Linked DNA regions of Homo sapiens: region 1 is linked to region 2. A link is a contact called in ENCODE Hi-C or POLR2A ChIA-PET data. All regions are on one chromosome and are shown on one strand. Each heading gives the region's core, a stretch centred on a gene start or an enhancer-like site at or near the end of the contact. The rest is flanking DNA. Distances are from core to core; before and after follow the strand shown.

The links. A loop is a pair of places that touch in the nucleus more often than their neighbours do. ChIA-PET counts read pairs that join two places held with the same protein, here RNA polymerase II (POLR2A). Pooled maps may share reads with other maps.
Region 1: a loop to region 2 is called in a pooled map, with 6 times the contacts of the local background. The contact joins the enhancer-like site here to the promoter of TRMT2B in region 2. A Hi-C loop is called at or near these places in 9 of 50 pooled maps. POLR2A ChIA-PET finds 5 or more read pairs at or near these places in 9 of 52 experiments (BJ, Caco-2, OCI-LY7 and 6 more).

What each region holds. Positions count from the first base shown.
Region 1 is chrX:100,991,766-100,997,210 of GRCh38, forward strand. It overlaps a transcript of TRMT2B not described here. Among named protein-coding and RNA genes, the nearest start is that of ARL13A, 25 kb to the left of the region's middle. Within about 2 kb of position 3,851, at least 5 of the 41 ENCODE cell types and tissues checked have a DNase peak (open chromatin) inside an H3K27ac peak, as active enhancers do.
Region 2 is chrX:101,050,845-101,056,280 of GRCh38, forward strand. TRMT2B (tRNA methyltransferase 2B) reads right to left here and starts at 1,267. Exons shown (of 14, transcript NM_024917.6): 1 at 973-1,267; 2 at 407-889.

The DNA.
Region 1 (5,445 bases), core at 2,601-5,100, 56 kb before region 2:
TAAGGGGCAGAAAAGTCAAATTTGCCCAAGGTCCCACTGCCTACAAAAAGCAGAGCAGGATGTTCTCACTCACATGTGGGAGCTTACAAAAAAAGTGGATCTCATGAAGATAGAGAATAGACTGGCAGTTTCCAGAGGACAGGAAAGTGCGGGGCGGTGGGGGTTGGGGCGGGAGATGAAGAGAGGCTGATTAATGGATACATATATACAGTTTGACAGATTGGTAGGGTGACTATAATCATCTATTGTATACTTCAAAATAGCTTGAAGAGAATAACTCAAATGTTCTAGCATAAAGGCAAATATTAAAGGTGATGGATATCCCAATTACACTGATTTGATCTTCATAAATTAGATGATGTATTATCATACATACCCACAAAATGTGTACATATATATCAATTTAGAAATTAAATTGAATTTTAAAATTTGGGGGTGAGGAAAAAAAAAAGCAGAGCAGGGAATTCAATCCCGATCTTTCTGACTCTAGAGCTACTTAAAGCCAGAAAGAAAGAGAAAGCTTTATTTAAGAAAAAATGCTGGCCGGGTGCAGTGGCTCATGCCTAGCACCTTGGGAGGCCAAGGCAGGTGGATCACTTGAGGTCAGGAGTTCAAGACTAGCCTGGCCAATATAGTGAAACCCCATCTCTACTAAAAATACAAAAATTAGCCGGGCATGGTGGCACGAGCCTGTAACACCAGCTACTTGGGAGGCTGCGGTCGGAGAATCGCTTGAACCCCAGAGGTGGAGGTTGCAGTGAGCCGAGATTGCACCACTGCACTCCAGCCTGGGCAACAGAGTAAGATTCGGTCTCAAAAAAAAAATGTTGAAGTATATCCATGCCCGTGTCAGGAGAATTAAGTTAATATCAATAAGCACACCAATAGTGGTAGCACACATTGTTGATTCAGCACTTCCATTTTGCCAGGTGCTGGGCTAAGTGCTTTATATATATAATTACCTTTCATCTTCAAAACCCTCTGAAGTTGATTCTACCACCACCATCTTACAGAGGCAGAAAATGATGTTCAGAGAGGTTAAATAATTTTTCCCTGGGGACCCTGGGACAGGAGGTGGCAGAAATGGTTTTCAAACTAAGGTCCTACTCCATAACCCTTGCTCTACCCTATACCATCTCACCAAGCAGTATAAATGAACTAACTCATAACTGCTTCTGAGGGATAGAAACTTTGTACAGAAAGATCCCTCTTACAACCCCATCTGGAAGGTCTGACACTGTAGATGGTTGCATCATTTGCTCTTATCTTCAAGGAAACCATCCCAAGCACCTTATAGGTCTTTGATAGGATTCTGACTGAGGCACAGCTTAGAATTATGAAGCTGAAAGGAACCTTACAGAGCCTCTGGTCCAACCCCTGTTGTTATAAAAATGAGGAACTTGAGGTGCAGAGAGGTTAAGTGGCTTGCCCAAGATGGTACAGCTGATGGCTGGCAGAGCTGCTCCTAAAAATCCAGATCTCATGTGCCCAAGCCAGTGCTCTACTCTGTTCAAAAATACTGTATCCTCCCTGGGTCTTCTTTGGCCTTTCAGCCCATCTACCTTCCTCCAATTTGCCTGATAAATATCGCTGGAGAATTCTGCTGACAATCATTCTCACCTGGGGATGCAACAAATCTCTCTCCTGAATAAGAGTTTTATGAGGCAGGAGACTACGAATCAACAAACCGTAAGAAAATTGGATCATGCACATTTTATAACATGTGTGTTTATGAGGCAGGCATACTTTCTCAGCCAATAGAGAAGAGAAAGTGGATGGGAAAAAGGGATGGGATTGTACCCTATGAAGGTGAGCTGGGTGAAGAATCTAAGTTGAACAACATCTAACACAACTGAATTTCAGTATATTGGCATACTTCCTTTTGTGCAATGTAGGTGTTCCTGGGTGTCAACCAAATTTTCCTACATAGAATCTATCAATCACAAAAAGTTATTTAGATACCCTCCTCCCAATACAATCAGTGTACCCTTAGTCATGTAAAGAAAAAAAATCTCTTTTTGAGTGAATCTTAATTGTGTTGCTACAGGCTGTTAATATACTTTCCAAACCTCTTACCAAGCTGGGTGACCAGGCAATTTCCCCCAGTGAAGGCAGGAATAACAGTGCCTACCTCAAAGGCCTGCTGTAAAGTTTAAAAGGGATGATACACACAAAAATGTTTAGAATAGTGCCTGGCACACCCTAAGTAGGATATTAAATATTAGCTACTATTATGTTGATTTAGGGAAGGAGCTCGGTGAGATCATTAGAAAGCTATAGTCCCCCTTCTGGGATAGGTATCCACTTTTCTGTAGAAAACAACCCAAAGAGAGATGTCTTAGACTGTCAAGTACAAAGTGAATAGAGAATCTAGGGTAATTACAACCAACGCCTCCCATATTTTTCTCTTTCAGAATCCTAAATCTGCCAAAGAGGTTTTACAAATCTCTTTCTCAGTGGGGCAGCCCAGGGACCAAGAAATGGATAGTTTCTTGAGCCTGGAGGGCAAATTTTCTTAAAGGCAAGTGGTTGCCTTGGGGTTTCTTTTCTTTAGTTGTCAATGTCTTGGTCACTCTCCAAGATGTTTAGAATGTAGCTCCCGTCAGAGGCACTTGCAGCTTATGAATGACCCTGGCCTATCATTCACTCATATGGCTCTGGGTATGTTTCTATCTTATCTTTCAGGGACAGACCTGGGCTTTCTGACTAGAGAATTCACTATGAATAGGTAGAGAGGTCCTTCTGCTCTGAATGGTTTTCAATTCCTGCACTCCAGTCCTCACTTGTCATTCATGTGTTAGGTCTACCTGCCAGTAGCACTCTGTCAGCAGGGTTGTTAAGCAATCTATGACCTCTGTAGGAAATGAGTCATATAGTTAGCACGCAGCAAAGGTTAAGAAAGAACAGTGATAATTCAGGGTTGGAGCATGGAAACCAGTAGTAGCTAAACTAGTTATAAATCCCCCAGAGATTCAAGTGTTGGGTGTTTGGGCCATACCAGTTGTGTTTTTATTTTTGTTTTAGTGGCAGGGTCTTGCTCTATCACCCAGATTGTAGCGCAGTGCCACAGTCATAGCTTGCTGCAACCTCGAACTCCTGGGCTTAAGCAATCCTCCCACCTTGGCATCCCAAAGTGCTGAGACTACAGGTGTGAGCCACTGTGCCCAGCCCCAGTTGTGTTTTGAATATTGTTCTTTCCTCTCAATAACATCTTCAAATCACTTATTTTCAAGGCAGTTGCTACTGGCAAGATGTAATAAGTGCACTCAACACAACATCACTCTTCTCAGGAGAATCCTGCCAACTAGTATTCTTAACCATAAGATGGCTATGACTGACTTAAGGGTCAAGCCTGGACTCACTGCTTTGTTACTCAACCCTGTAAACCCTTTATTGGAAGACCAAAACTTAAATTTCTGACATGAAAGTGTATAGAGAATGAGAACTGTCACCCAACTTTCCAATACTGAAACCATCCCCTCATCCCGCTGTATTTTTATAGCTGCAACTAAAAGAACTATAGCCATGGCACCCCTGATCTGTACCTTATTCCTTCAGCTGTAATAAAATGTTCTCCCACTCCCCTTGCCTTTTTTCTCATGTCAAGCTCTGGAGGAAACAATTGTTATCCCAGGAAGGAGAAGGTGGCAGATGCTTTCTGCTATTGGCACATAGATAATATCAGCTCAGGGGGAATGTACTTCCACCCCTGTGCCCAGTAAGTGCCAGGATCTGGTCCAGGGAGGCTGAGGTGGCTCTGCTGTTGGGTGGTGGGAGAGCAATGTTAACAAAGCACTCAGGCTGTGCTGTGCACTGATGACTCAGGAATCCCACGCGATCCCACGCTCATGCTAGTCGCCACATCCAGGAACTAAAATAGACCTCTGGTGCTATGAGACAGCAGGCCTTTAGATCTGCTCAGAAAAATAAGCCCGGTCCTAACAACTGGCATGCTATTCAATACAATGGAATGTTACACAGCCATTAAAGATGGCAATTATGTGCACTGTGTGGGTGGAAACCAGAATGTGAAATAATGTTAAGTGAAAACAGCAGAATAGGAAAGAGCAGATATACATGCTGATCCTAACTATGTAAAGCATACATATAAGAGCACTTCTCTAAAGAACTTAAAAGAATGAAGAGTTCCACAGTTCTTTTACATTCCACACCCCCTACTCCAACACATTCTTAATATACATTTTTTTTTTTTTAGAAAATTGTCATGCTGATTACACTAGGTTACAAAGACACCTGTCTTTTAGCTAACACAGGAGTTAACTCCACTGATAATGTGGTTCAGGGACTAAAGGAGAACTGAATACTAAGGGGGCTGGTGCCCCATCATTTGGAGCAACGTGGATGGAACTAGAGGTCATTATGTTAAATGAAATAAGCCAGGCACACAAAGACAAATATCGTATGTTCTCACTCATATTTGGGTGCTAACAAAGTTATCTCATGGAGGTAGAGAATAGAATGATAGATACCAGAGGCTGGGAAGGGTGGAGCGGGGAGCGGAGAAAGAGATGTCGGTTAATGAATACAAACATACAGTTATAATAGAAGGAATAAGTTCTAATGTCCAATAGCACAGTAGGGTGACTATAGTTAACAATCATTTATTGTATATTTCAAAACAGCTAGAAGAGTTTAAACATTCCCAACAAAGAAAAAATGTTTGAGGCAACAAATATCTCAATTACCCTGATCTGATCATTACACATTGTATGCATATATCGAAACATCACATGAAAAAATATGTGCAACTATTATGTATCAACAAAAATGGCCTGGATCGTTCCTCTTCCTCCCCTCGCCCCCTTATGTTCAGGGAACTTGCTCAAACACAATTACCATTTCAGGTTTGGCACTACAGTGAGAAATTCCTTCCTAACTCCAAGCCGACCAAATAAGTCTAAGATGGGAGATTAAGAAAATTTACATTTCCAGCCTGGGCAACATAGCGAGACCTCATCTCTACTAACGATCAAAAATTAGCCAGGCATGTTGGCACATGCCTGTAGTCCCAGCTACTCAGGAGGCTGAAAAAAAAGGGTCACTTGAGCCCAGGAGACTGAGGTTGCAGTGAGCTATAATCACAGCACTGTACCCAGCCTGGGCAACAGAGTGAGACGCTACTCAAAAAACAAAAAACCAAAAAATAACTTATATTGAACCTCTTTTAGTTGGGCCACTGTGTTTTGAACTAGCCTTGCTTATATGGAAAGAAAGGAACTAGATTTTTTTTTTGATAGGCTTCTATAAGTTCCATATTTGTAAAAGAATTGTTGCACACTACCCCTCTTGTCACCTTGTCAGGGTTGGTACTTACAGTCAGTCAAACATCTAGCACATATCTGGGTATCTGAGTGAGTAAAATTCTCTCCCTCGAGATGTGGCCTTAACACCTTTCCAGACCTGGTTTTTCTAGAATTAGCTTTC
Region 2 (5,436 bases), core at 17-2,516:
CAGCCTGACCAACAGAGTGAAACCCAGTCTCTACTAAAAATACAAAAATTAGCTGGGCGTGGTGGCAGGCGCCTGTAATCCTAGCTACTCCAGAGGCTGAGGCAGGAGAATCACTTGAACCCGGGAGGCGGAGGTTGCAGTGAGCCGAGATCGCACCACTGCACTCCAGCCTGGGTGACAAAGCTAGACTCCGTCTCAAACAAATAAAAAATAAAAATGCTTGGGAGTTTTTTCCTCAGCAAAAAAAAAAAAAAGCGTGTGAGCAGTCGTGCTCGACTGTTCTATACCTGCCTCAGGAATTGATCAGGAAGAGTCCTGGAGTCCAGAGTAGCCCAAATAGGAAGGCAGGCTAACTCTCCTGTGCTCAGAGAGGTTCAAATCAAAGAGACTATGTGGTAGGTCTCACCTGCGCAGGGCCAAGGATCCCTTTTGGAGCAAAATGTTCACCCACCGACAAGGGTCCTGCTTGCACTCTCTGCTCACCCTTCCTTCAGCTGGACCGGCTCCAGACACTATTCCTTGCTAAACCAAACAAGCAAATGGGTTGACTGCTGTGTCGTGTCCCGAATGCAGCCCACAGGCAGTCAGGTCCTTGTCTCCCCAACAAGACTCCACTAGCCCTTCCATTCCCTTCTTCTTTAGGCAAGTTCTGCCCACTGTGTCTGTAGGAAGGGTTAACAAAGAGGAGACACTAGGAAAGGCTACCACTAAACTTGGCCGGTCTGCAGGGCCCGGGAAGGACAGAAAGTAAGGGAGTGGGAGGAGTTAGGGCACAGGCCCACGCTGGGCCGTACACGACCTTGCGCAGTCACCGTCGGGTCCCGTCTCCAGCCCCGCCTGCCTCCTCCATTCCCCGCCCCGCGGACAGTTTGGCATAGTAGGGAGTTTTCTGTAAAGCAAGGGTTAAATCAGGTTTTCCGGGCTATTTATCCACCTTACCTTCCTTCGTAACCAATAAATCCTCTTACAAACCTGAGGCGGCAAACTAAAAGGCCAGCGGATGGCCTGGTTTGCTGCGGCGGGGAAACAGTCACTTCCTGGTGCGCAAGGCGCCTCTACTCCCGCCGCACGCGCAGCCAACCCTTGGCAAGCGCGGCGGGACACGGGGCTCCTCCCAGCGTCGGCGAGGCAGCAGGCTCCGGCACCTCGACTCCTCTCGGGGAGTACCCCTCCCTACTTTGCTGGGGGAACCTTCTATGGAGACCTTCCTTAAAAGCACTCATAGCCCTGACACCCGCCGCCTTCCTTCTCTAAGTTCTCCTCTCCTCCCCTCCCCGGGGCCCCGCCCACCACCTGCTCTTTCCTCACCGTCCCATTGGTGGATCTACATAAGAGACTCACGAAGACGTTCACACTGCAGTGTTAACTGCGTTAGCCATCCCAGGGGTGCTTGCAGTTTAAGTCTTCCAACTCAAGGAATAGTTTTCTCATGATAGAATTGCAGACATCAGATCCCTAACGGGTTGGAAGATTGGGAGATGAGAAACAGGGTGGTTCCGTGAAATGGCATCCTTTGGTAAAAGCCAGATCTATTCTGGGCCGTGGGGTTTCTCAAGCATTCATTCTCTTTTAACACTGCATCAGAAAAATACTTTATAGTTTCTTCACTGGATCCCACTCAAGACTATTAAATCCTAAACCCTCAGAAATAATCTTTTTCTTCAACTACAGAACTCAAAAAGAGGACAGATGTCTCTTTTTGGTTGATTCACTACCTCCTGGACTACATTCAGTAATACCTCTAATTTTTAGAGGAGTCATTAGCCCAGCCACGAGTAAGAAAACTTGAAGTATACACACATCTGTGTGCTGTAAAATATTGTTGCTTTAATAGAGTAAAATTTACAGCAAAGTGAACCTACCGAGGTGGGTGCAGTGGCTCACGCCTGTAATCCCAGCAGTTTGGGAGGCCGAGGCGGAAGGATCACCTGAGGTCAGGGGTTCGAGACCAGCCTGACCAACATGGTGAAACCCCATCTCTACTAAAAATACAAAAATTAGCTAGGCGTGGTGGCGCACGCCTGTAATCCCAGCTGCTCAGGAGGCTGAGGCAGGAGAGTCACTCGAACCCAGGTGGTGGAGGTTGCAGTGAGCTGAGATCATGCCATTGCATTCCAGCCTGGGCAAAAAGAGTGAAACTCCGTTTCAAAAAAAAAAAATAGTGAACGTACATTTAATGATATTTAATTTTTATGCTTAATAGTAATTGTGCTCAAGTGGAAAACACTTTGTAGTCAACATTTCATGTATTAATATTTATTCAAAGCATAACATGCCTATTATGTGCAAGGCAATGTGTTAGCCTTAGTGAGTACAGTAGTAAATTAAACAAGGCCCAATACTTCAAATAGCAGCAAACATTGAGTCAGTCAGAATAGGATTCAAAGCCCAGATCTGCCACTTATTTTCTATTTTTCTGTTTTTTGAGACAGAGTTTTGCTCTTGTTGCCCAGGCTAGAGTGCAATGGTGTGATCTCGGCTCACCGCAACCTCCGCCTCCCAGGTTCAAGCGATTCTCCTGCCTCAGCCTCCCGAGTAGCTGGGATTACAGGAGTGCACCATCACGCCCAGCTAATTTTTGTATTTTTAGTAGAGATGGAGTTTCACCACGTCGGTCAGGCTGGTCTCGATCTCCTGACCTCAGGTGATCCGCCTGCCTCGGCCTCCCAAAGTGCTGGGATTACAGGCATAAGCCACCACCCCCAGCAGATCTGCCACTGATAAGCTGTGTCCACTGAGCAAGTTATTTAATTACTCAGTGCTTCAGTTTCATCATCTGAAAAAAAATGTCCACAATAATTTTACCTACCTCATACGGTTGTGACAACGATTAAATGAGTTAATACACACAAAGTGCTTAGAATACAGTAAGTACACAAAGTTAGCTATTATCATTCAAAATAAGTTGATATACTGTGTGTTCATACATTCTGAAGAAAATAAAAATATTTTACCCCAAAATAAATGTATTTGCCATATGTTTGAAATGGCTGCCTCAGGACCAGAGGACTGAGATGGGGGAAATTTGCATCTGTAGAGAACCTCCTTGAATACAGCCAAGCTTCCCATTTCTATGCCTTACCTGGATCCAGGAGAGATTGAGAGTCTGACATCTTTAAAAGTTTGAAAAGAAGCATTTACCAGCTATTCTTTCGGAAGGAGGCTTCCTCTACATGACAAGGCCACCTTCACAAACCAAGTCTCTTCCTTTCTTCCATAACCTATCTTGCCACTAAAACCTGTTTTTGTATATACTCTGAGTTCGTCCACATTCTTTCTGTAATTTCTTACTTTTTTTTTTTGAGGTGGAGTCTCGCTCTGTCACCCAGGCTGGAGTGCAGTGGCGCGATCTCGGCTCACTGTTGCAAGCTCCGCCTCCCGGGTTCATGCCATTCTCCTGCCTCAGCCTCCCAAGTAGCTGGGACTACAGGCGCCCGCCACCACGCCTGGCTAATTTTTTGTATTTTTAGTAGTGACGGCGTTTCACCGTGTTAGCCAGGATGGTCTTGATCTCCCAACCTCGTGATCCACCCGCCTCGGCTTCCAAAAGTCCTGGGATTACAGCCGTGAGCCACCACGCCCGGCTTTTTTTTTTTTTGAGATGGAGTCTCGCTCTGTCACCCAGGCTGGAGTGCAGTGGCGCGATCTCGGCTCACTGCAACCTCTGCCTCCCGGGTTCGAGCGATTCTCCTGCCTCAGCCTCCCTAGTAGCTGGACTACAGGCTTGCACCACCACGCCCAGCTAATTTTTGTATTTTTAGTAGAGACGGGGTTTCAACATGTTGGCCAGGATGGTCTCGATCTCTTGACCTCGTGATCTGCCCGCCTCGGCCTCCCAAAGTGCTGGGATTACAGGCATGAGCCACGCCTGGTCTCTTTCTGTAATTTCAAGATGATATATAAGCTTCTGTTAATTATTGGGAGGTTGGGTCTCCATGATGAAGGCTCCCATGTGTACATGTTAAATAAATTTGTATGCCTTTTCTCCTATGAATCAGCCTCATATCAGTGATATTTTAGTGAACCTTCAGGGGCCAATGACTTTGGCCCCCACAACACACACACACACACACACACACACACACACACACACAAACACACACGTGTATGTTTCTTGTTTTTTAAAGAGAGATTTCACTTCCATCCTAAACCCTTGAGGAGGTAAATGTTTGACTCAAATTGCCACTATCCTAACTGCTCTCATGGCTCATAAGCAAAATTTGAACTCAAACCACTGCTTCAGCCTTCTAGGCCCATGCAGGGCTATCAAGTGAGACCAGGCCAGAGAATTTACCTTTGGCTCTATTTTCCCTTTCTCATCTTTTAATCCCCTCTTATATGGCTAGACAGCTCTACACCTTTTATCACCTCCTCTTCCCCTTTCTTCCCCTTCCCAAGCCCTTCTGCTCCTTTATCACTTCTCGTTTTGGCCTTCTGTGTTGTGCCTAGCACAGAATCAGGTGTCCCATACGAGCTCAATAAATATTAATATTTGATTAATTAAACTGAATTCCATCTTGTCTGCTGAAAGAGAGAAGGCATTTCCTCCCTCACCCCCACCTATTTTGAGCATCCAGGCAAATTCATTTAAAGCAGGCCTGTCATTCAAGGAGGAAAACCCTGAGGGGTAGAGAGAGAAAAGAGATTAAAGCAGCTATAATGTAATTATTTAGCCATTAACCCCTTTATATTTATTTAATCTGGTAAAGCATATTCTACTATAAAAGCGAAATCATTACATTTGTAAGAGGGGAAAGAAATACCCCGTATTATAGGAAAGGTTAGACCCTTCAACCAGAAAGTCAGTAAGTGGATATGTCATAGATGATAAGGAATATTGTTAACTCAAATAAGAGCTGGAACCAAGATAACCTTTTACTTAATTTTGTTATTAGCAAACCAAATCACAACAAAGTGAAATCCCTAGGAATTTGTCAAACATTCTCATTTTGGTGCAAGGAAAAGATAGCTGAGAGGCTACAGCATTCGCTCTCAGAAATAACATATTAAAATTTACCAAGCAGGAGCATCGCCATCTTGGACAAGCACCACAATTCTAAAGTTCTCCTTGATCAAAAACCACCTAAGGCCGGGTAAGGAGGCTCATGCCTGTAATCCCAGCACTTTGGGAGGCTGAGGCGGGCAGTATCACCTGAGGTCAGGAGTTCAAGACCAGCCTGGCCAACATGGTGAAACCCCGTCTCTACTAAAAATACAAAAAGTAGCTGGGCGTGGTGGTGCATGCCTGTAATCCCCGCTATTCAGGAGCTGAAACAGGAGAATTGCTTTTTTTTCTTCTTTTTTTCTTTTCTTTTCCTTTTTTTTTTTTTTTTTTTTTTTTTTTGAGATGGAGTTTCACTCTTGTTGCCCAGGCTGGAGTGCAATGGTGTGAATTCAGCTCACTGCAACCTCCGCCTCCTGGGTTCAAGCAATTCT